Regions from separate parts of the Homo sapiens genome. Here region 1 is linked to region 2. A link is an interaction called in ENCODE POLR2A ChIA-PET data of the cell type or tissue named here. Cell type or tissue: IMR-90. All regions are shown on one strand. Each heading gives the region's core, and the rest is flanking DNA. Links, peaks and the distances in the headings are about the cores only. Region 1 has its middle 63 kb from the start of ME3. Region 2 overlaps ME3 (malic enzyme 3).

Region 1 (4,407 bases), core at 318-4,317, 150 kb before region 2:
ACTGTACTGAATAATGCTGTGATCTGTGTTTTTGAAAACTGCTCCAACAAAGGAAGGAAGTTGTCTATGGTGACACTGCTGGCTTTTATAACATAAATATGAAGCTCTGTGTTATTGTTTGGCAAAAATCCCAAAATTTCCTTCAAGAATCTCAGGCCAAGTTGAGAGCCATCTATAAAATGCAGAGCTATATTCAATAAAAAGCAAAAATTACTCCAGATGCCAAAAATCCTTATAAACAAATACTTTGCCAAACATACACAGTCTTTTCTCTCTCCTGATCAGTCTCCCATCTGTATACAGTGCAAGGTCACTGTCTGGAAAGCTCAGTGTGTGAGATGCCCATGAGAATGTCAGGGAGTTGGGACTGGTCTTGGGGGAGACAGACTACTGGGAACTTAGGAAATTAGAGAATTAGGTTACAATGGGTAAAAGGGCCAAGAGATGGAGAATAAGTGCTAACAGAGCCATGGTGAAAGTTGGCCTGTTCCAGGTTAGAGCAGGGAGGGGTGATGCAAAAACAGAAGGAGAATCTATGGTAAAAATCTGGGCCATTCCAAAAGTGTCATTAAAAACTATGCCAGGGCCTGGGCTGGCTTCATGTGCATGTAACTTGTTTAAACACACAGGGTTTCACACTCAGAAGAGCCTCATGCTTGACTCAATGTCCTGTTGCTGCTATCTCCAAATTTGTAATAATTTTTGAACAAGAAACTCTACATTTTAATTTTGCACTGGGCCCTAAAAATGATGTTACCAATCCTGACCAGGGAGAATTGAACCAAAGACTCATTTCCAGAAATTAAAGCTGGAAGAAAGAATGAGGGAAGGATGAAAGAGTGACCACTCTTGGTTATCAGAGCAGGGAACAAGTACGGCAAAAAGTCACTTTGGAACCTAACCGAACGAGGCAGAGGTCAGTGACCCATCCTGAATGAGCAAGGACTGCGGCAACAGCTGACACCCCCAGTATGGGCTGTGCCTTGAAGTGTGCCTGGCTCAGGGTGCTACAGAGCACTGGCCTTAGGAAAGCTGCCCTGTGGCAGGTGTCAATCCCTATTCAATCAGCTGTGGCCACATGGACAGGGTCTCATGGGCACAGCCAATCAACAGGGAGGGAGAGAAGCAGAGACAAAGTACAGGCAAAGGAGGGTTCCAGACAGACAGAGCTAGATAGAGATTTCAGCCCTGCCACTTACACGTGTTGTGACTTTGGGCAAGCCTCCGGACTTCTCTAAACCTTGGTTTCTTCATACGTAAAATGAGGGAAACAATACCTATTCACAAGGTTGATGAGAAGATCAGATGAGATGTAGTATATAAAGTTCTTACCGCTTTGCCTGGCACATGTAAATAATCAAGTTACTATGACAAACTAGGGTTGGTTTAACAGAACCAGGTTTAAGGAAAGTATGTTCTAATTCCACTGACTGTGATCATGGGCACACTACTTTACATCTCTGAGCCTCAGTTTTCTCCTAAGTAACAGGGAGATAGAAATCTAATACCTAAGACAGTGCCTTGTACGTAGCAGGTACTCACTAACTGTACATTAAATGAGTGAGTGAAGCTATGCATCCTGCTCCACTGCAATAGGGAATCTGAAAGCTATTTGCAAAGCTGCAAAGAGCTTTACAACCATAATAATTACCTTTTTGTTGAATCCAGAGAGTCAGATTTGTAACTTCTCGGGGGGTAGAAATCAAATATGTTTGTGGTCACCTCACCCTGAAAATAAAATAACTTTCTGCGCACTTGCCTGCTTGGGGATTTGGGTCACTCTTTTGTTACTGGCATCATTGCATAGCTAACTAATCCCAGTGTAAATAAATTGGGCTGGGAGTTTTTGCATTGCTCCCCTGCCCTCCCCCAGGTGTTTTTTTCTAGCATAAAAGGGAAATAATGTGATCATAAGGATACCACACATCAAAAAGTATACTTAATGGCAAGACATTCAATATGCGTGTGCCTAAATCAGATGAATTCAGAGCATATCATTTCTTTTCATTATAGCTCATGAAGCATGAAGTGTATTTAGGGAGAAAAAAAACTCATTCATCAGCCTCAGAGATGCCAAGAAAGGAAATGCCTTATGTATGAATGATAAAAAGCACATATTTTTCTTGCTCTGAGTTTACATATCCCATATGGGATAAAAGGAAATCCAAGTGTCACCACCATACCAAGTGCCTCAGATGAGAAGAGTTTCTCAGTCTTCAAGGGTAAAATAACAGTGTGGACACCAAAAGGCCAAAGGTGAGCTTGACCAAACTGGAGGGACCTTGAGACTCAGTAGATTATTAAGGCATTCCACATGTTCTGCTTTGGATGATGGCAGTGTGACATGGTTAACAATTGCTACTGAGGTACATCTGGCTAAATCTCCATGAAAAATCTGTGCTCTTTCTTCCACTGTATAGAGTTGTGGTTGCTGAGGCAAGGGCTATGTCTCCTAGGCCTCTAGCATTAGGTGTGGTTGTACAGATAAGTTCTCACAATGGAATGTGAGTGGAAACGATGTGTGTATATCTTTGGAGAAATATCAATACAAATTTTTTGCCCATTTTTATTTGGGTTACTTGTCTTTTTATTGTTGAATTGTAATAGTTCTTTATTAGTCCCTTATCAGATATATGATTTGCAAATTTTATTTCCCATTTTGAAAGTTACTTCTTGCTTTCTTGATAGCATTCTATGAAACACACAGTTTTAAACTGTGAAAATCCAACTTACCTTTTTTTTGTCGTTGCTTGTGCTTTTGGTGTTACATTTAAGAAATCTTTGCCTAATTCAAGTTCACAAAGATTTGCACCTATGTTTTATTCTAAGAATTTCATATATTTAGCACTTACATTTTGGTCTTTGAGCCATTTCGAGTTAATTTTTGTATATGGTGTAAAGTAGGAGTCCAACTTTATTTTGCATGTGGATATCCAGTTGCCCCAGCACGACTTGTCAAAATAACCTTTCACCATTTGTCGAAATAAGTTTTTCTATTGAACATGTTGGCACCCTTTTTGAAAATCAATGGACTAGGCTTTATTTCTTGGTCTGAATTCTATTTTATATATATATATACACACACATATATATATACACACACTATATATATAATATATATGTATATTGTATATATATATAATATATATGTATATTGTATATATATATAATATATATGTATATTGTATATATATATAATATATATGTATATTGTATATATATATAATATATATGTATATTGTATATATATATAATATATATGTATATTGTGTATATATATATAGAGAGAGAGAGTCTTATGCTAGTATCATGCTGTCTTGATTGCTGTAGCTTTGTAGTAAGTTTTGAAATCAGAAACTGAATGAGTCTTTCTATTTTGTTCTTTTTCAAGATTGTTTTGCCTTTTCTGAATCTTTGCATTTCCATTTGAATTTAGGATAGCTTGTTTGTTGAATTCTGTAAAAAAAAAAAAAAAGCAGCTAGGATTTTGTTAGGATTGTGTTGACTCTGTAGATCAATTTGGGAAGTATTGCCATCTTAATAACATTGTCTTCCAGTCCATGAACATAGGATGTCTTTCCATTCATTTAGATCTTTAAATTCTCTCCATAATGTTTTATAATTTTTAATATGTATTTCTTGTGGCTGGGCACAGTGGCTCATGCCTGTAATCCCAGCACTTTGGGAGGCCGAGGCAGGTGGATCACCCAAGGTCAGGAGTTCAAGACCAGCCTGGCCAACATGGTGAAACCCTGTCTCTACTAAAAATAGAAAAATTAGCTGGGTGTGGCGATGGGCCTCTATAGTCCTAGCTACTTGTCATGCTGAGGCAGGAGAATCACTTGAACCCAGGAGGTGCAGGTTGCAGTGGGCTGAGATCACACCACTGCACTCCAGCCTGGGTGACAGAGCAAGACTCTGTCTCAAAAACACCTATATATATCTATACAGATATGCATTTTGGTTACATTTATTCCTAGGCATTTCATTCTTTTTGATGCTGCTATAAATGGAATTGTTTTCTTAATTTTAAGATTATTCATTGCTAGTATATAAAAATACAACTGATTTTTTTTTATCCTGAAACTTTGCTATACTTATTTATTGGCTCTTATAGTTTTATTTTGGTTTGGTTTTTAGCTCTTTGTTTCTTTGCTTGTTTATATTCCTTAGGATTTTTATATACAAGTTCATTTCGTTTGATAGTGGAGACAGTTTTACTTCTTCCTTTCCACTATGGAACCCTTTTATTTTTTTTCTTGCCTAATTCAATACAATGTTGAATTGAAGTGGCAAGTCTGTATACATTCTTGTCCTGTTTTTGATTTTAGAGGGAAAGTCTCAAGTCTTTCACCATTAACCATGATGATAGCTGTGGGTTTTTCATAGGTGCCCTTCATTAGGTTG
Region 2 (4,407 bases), core at 210-4,209:
TCCTTGACCCCTCTCTCTCACTCAACCCCCAAATCTCATCTATCACCAGATCCTGTGCATTTTTTCTCCCCCATGTATCTCTTATCCTCCTGCTTCTCTCCAGCTGCATTCCACCATCCTAGCACAAGCTACCATTGCCTCTTAACTGGACCATTGCAGGAAACTTCTAATTTATCAGCACATTCTTGGACCCTTCCAAAAATTCTCCTCACTGCAGCCAAAATGATCTTTTCTAAAGAACACAGATTTAATTATGCCTCTTCTGTTTAAAACTTTCAGTAGTTTCTCATTGCCCTGAAGCTGAAAACCTAAGTCCTCAGCAAAGTCACCTACACACTGCACAGTCTTGGTCCTGTCTGTGCACCTTCCCTTTTCCAAGCCTTGAACGTGGTGTTTCTTTGCCTAGAAAGCTGCTCAACACCACCCCTACCCCGAGCACCACCACTTGGCCTAATTAACTCTTTTTTGTTGTTATGTTTGAAGATGTATTATTAGTCTTTATCACAGTTTTTTTCACTGTGGTGAGAACATTTGCCATGAGCTCTACCCTCTTAACACATTTTTAAGTGTATAATATGGTATTGTTATCTGCAGACACAATGTTATATAGCAGATCTCTAGAACTTCATTTTTCATAACTGAAATCGTATACCCATTGATTAGAAACTTCCCATTTCCTCCTACCTCTAATCCCTGGAAACCACCATTTTATTATTTGCTTCTATGAGTAGGATTATTTTAGATACCTCATGTAAGTGGAATCAGGCAGTATTTGTCCTTCTGTGACTGGCTCATTGTGTTTAGCATAATGTCCTCAAGATTCATCCATATTGTTGTATATTGCAGGCATTCCATATTTTTAAGGCTGAATAATATTCCATTTTATGTATATGCCCTTTTATCCTCCATTTATCTGTCAAGGGACATTTAGATCCTTTCTACATCTTGGCTATTGTGAATAGTGCTAATACCTCTTTGAGATTTTGATTTTAATTATTCTGGGTAAATACTCAGAAGTGGCATTGCTGGATCATATGGTAGTTCCATTTTTAAATTTTCAAGGAACCTCCATACTGTTTTCCATGGTGGTTACACCATTTTACACTCCCATCAGCAGTGTACAAGGGTTCCATTTTTTCCATAGCCTCACCAATACTTGTTACCTTTTGTTTTTTTGATAATATCCACTCTAACAGAGGTGAGGTAATAACACATTGTGGTTTTAATTTGCATTTCCCTAATGATTAGTGATGTTGAGCATCTTTTCATATACCTGTTGGATATTTGTGTCTTTTCTGGGAACATGTCTATTCAGGTCCTTAGCCCATTTTACAATCAGGTTATTGGAGGGGGTTGCCATTGAGTTGTAAGAGTTCCTTATATATTTTGGAAATTAACTCCTTATCAAATATATGATTTCCAAATACTTTTTCCCATTCTGTAGGTTGCCTTTTCACTCTGTGGATTGTTTTCTTTGCTGTGCAGAGGCATTTTAGTTTGATACAGTCCCACTTGTTTATTTTTACTGTTTTTGCCTGTGCTTTTGATATTGTATCTATAAAATCATTGCCAAGTCCAATGTCATAAAGTTTTTCCCCTATGTTTTCTTCTAGGAGTTTTATAGTTTCAGGTCTTACATTTTACATCTGTAATCCATTTTTCAATATAAGATAAGGGTTAATTTCATTATTTTACATGTGGATATACAGTTTTCTCAATACCATTGTTGAAGACAATTAACTCTTTATTTATCTGTCATATCTCATTTTGGATATTGCTTCCTCAGGGAAGTCTCTTCTAATCACATACCATTCCCAACACAAAGAAAATGACATCAGGACTCCTGGGGTTCCTTATGTCCTTTAACAGCATCCACTGCACCTGCTTTGTAGTATTTCTTCGAATGAATTAATTAATTGGGTGATTATTTATTTAATAGCTGTCTTTACTATTAGAAAATGAACCTTTGTTTTTCCCAGCTAACAACCACTGCCAGACATACTTCATTATACAAAGTAGATGCCCTACAAATTTTTGAGGAATGAATAGCATCACTTTATTTGATAACCATTTTCGTTTGAATGACAAATCACTACATCTTGTATTCGGTTGGTGCAAAAGTAATTGCAGTTTTTGCTTTTAATGGCAAAACCCACAATTACTTTTGCATCAACCTAATATCTGCTGTGTCAACTCCCCCAGTGGAATGTGAGATTTAGGCTTCATCATCTTTCTTTCCACGTATACCTAGCACTATGTATATCACACAGTCTGTGCTCATTAAATGAAAGAGGGAATGAATGAATGAATGAATGATTAGGCTGAGTAAACAGGGTGGGTCTGGTGGTGGACAGCTCAAAAGAGACAGCATAACCCTTTCTAAGATCCTTATCTGTAAGCCTTGGGTTATCTGGTTTGCATAAACTTTCAGCCATAAAAATGCTTCGGAAATTTGTTCCCTATAAAAAGCCAGCCTCTGATCTTGGTTTCTCACCAAGTTTTAACTGCCACTAACGCCCAGATACTTAACTTGAAGCTTCTGTTCTGTCTTCTTTTTTTTTTTTTCCTTACCATGGATAATACAGAGAAAGCCTTTTGTTTCAGACTCGGTGGAAACAACTGGGCCTCTGTGTTGTGTGCAGGTGAGGCAACTGATTTTCTCTAGTTATAAACTTACCCAGTAGCAGGACTCCCGTGGGGTTTTCTTCTAGGGGGAAAGAGATCTCACTACAACAGTGTCGGACCAGTGCTATCATTGTGCTTTAGCAGTATGCAGTTTTTATATTTTAAGGCACTAACATTAATAGATAATTACATTAAGTAGCAGTATTTTTCCTTCTTGTCATTGCTGCTCATTTAAAAAGTCCTATCTTTACTAATAAGTCAGCACTTATCCACTCTCCTTAGGAAATGCTCCAAATTGAATTTCTATTGAGATATTTCCCAAGGACAAGGTTGTCACCTCTACTTCTGAATGTGTGTTAAGGATTAGCATTTGTACAGGACTTTTATCTTTCTTCTGGTGCAGTTTCTCATAATCACCAGGGGTGCAGGTAAAAAGCCCTGGAATCAACATTTACAGGTAGGGGCCAAGGACTTGAATTTTAACCCACCAGCTAAGGTGCTTCTGATGCACACTGAATTTTTAATTTTAAATGTAAGTTTCAATCAATGTCTTCTTCATCCTCTAATCCACTATACTGATTAGTAGATGGGCACAGAAGGTCATTCCCAACAGAGGAACTACCACATGCACACAAAGAGGTATGAAAATGCCTGCTTCTTCTGGGAATGGTATAGTTTGCTCTATTAAAGGCCACCCATGGAAGAGTGGCTGGTGGCAAAGCCAAAAATGATGCACAGCTTATGAAGAGCCTTGCAGGCTTTGCTAAAGATGTTTTAAGTTAGCAAGAAAATTATCAGATTTGGTTTTTGGAAAATGACAGTCTGGCAGAAGTTCTAAAAGGTGTATTCCAGGGGCAGAACAGTAGGAGTGAAGACTAGAATTCAGGAGTTGCAGGATTTTAGTTTAATAGCAGACAAGGTGTGATTTCAATATTGGAAAGAACAGGGATTATAAGGAGGATGGATAACAGAGGAGGAAATTAGAACTATTCAGGAGATAGAAAATCACTGAACTTATTAATGACTTGACTGCATATATAGGTTGAGTGGTGAGGAATCCAGGGTGACTCTCCAGTTTTTACTGGGTTACTGGGTAGCTGGTGGTACCATTGCTGAGTAGGGAATGCAGGAAGATGAGCTTGGTTTGGGGCATGTGGTGTTTGACATGCCTCTGAGACATGTATGTGGGGATAGCCAGCAAGCAGATGAATGTATGCATCTGGAATTAAAATGATTCTGGGGACATAATGCAAAGCATTGCTCTTGCTTGCCATCAACTTTTTACCCAAACTGCTTCACTTAAAATGCAATAGTTGACATTAATTTAGTGAGTCCTTTCTAAGCATCAGGCACTCTGTTGCACACTTTACACACATTATGAGTTATTTTTTTCCTAGGGGAGAAAACTGAAACTTGAAAGGTTAAAATATACCTAGGCCATGCAGCTAGTAAGGGTCAGAGTTGACATTCAAACTTTGGCAGTCTGATCCATCACTCATAATCATTATCCTATGCTACAGTATTCCTCAAAATGTTTAAATCACAACCTATCGTTAAAAGTACACTTTATACCACAAGCTAGTACACATACATACCAATTACACATGGATGCATGTGTATACACACACATACACACACAAGCAAAAGTTTAGCAAAACAGTACTTTTATTAAATGTGAGGCAACCTGCTATTTTCTACTGAAATCTATATATTTTTTTAGATGTTGGTTTCTCCTTACTATTTCACGGCCAGAGTTGGATTGAATTTGACAAACCCTGCTGT

What was found. ChIA-PET counts read pairs that join two places held together with the same protein. Peaks named below come from ENCODE experiments on the same cell type or tissue, not always from the same donor. Only the 100,000 strongest peaks of a DNase experiment are listed, where the experiment ranks them.
Region 1: POLR2A ChIA-PET joins it to region 2 with 5 read pairs; 3 of 35 experiments call an interaction of 5 or more read pairs at or near these places.

Annotation. Positions count from the first base shown.
Region 1 is chr11:86,733,550-86,737,956 of GRCh38, reverse strand. No RefSeq gene overlaps it. Among named protein-coding and RNA genes, the nearest start is that of ME3, 63 kb to the right of the region's middle. In IMR-90, for the core only: no CTCF peak of the experiment used is centred there; DNase peaks (open chromatin) are centred at 1,786 and 2,146; H3K27ac peaks cover 1,278 bases.
Region 2 is chr11:86,581,068-86,585,474 of GRCh38, reverse strand. The region is part of intron 2 of ME3 (malic enzyme 3); the gene reads left to right. Among named protein-coding and RNA genes, the nearest start is that of ME3, 89 kb to the left of the region's middle. In IMR-90, for the core only: no CTCF peak of the experiment used is centred there; no DNase peak of the experiment used is centred there.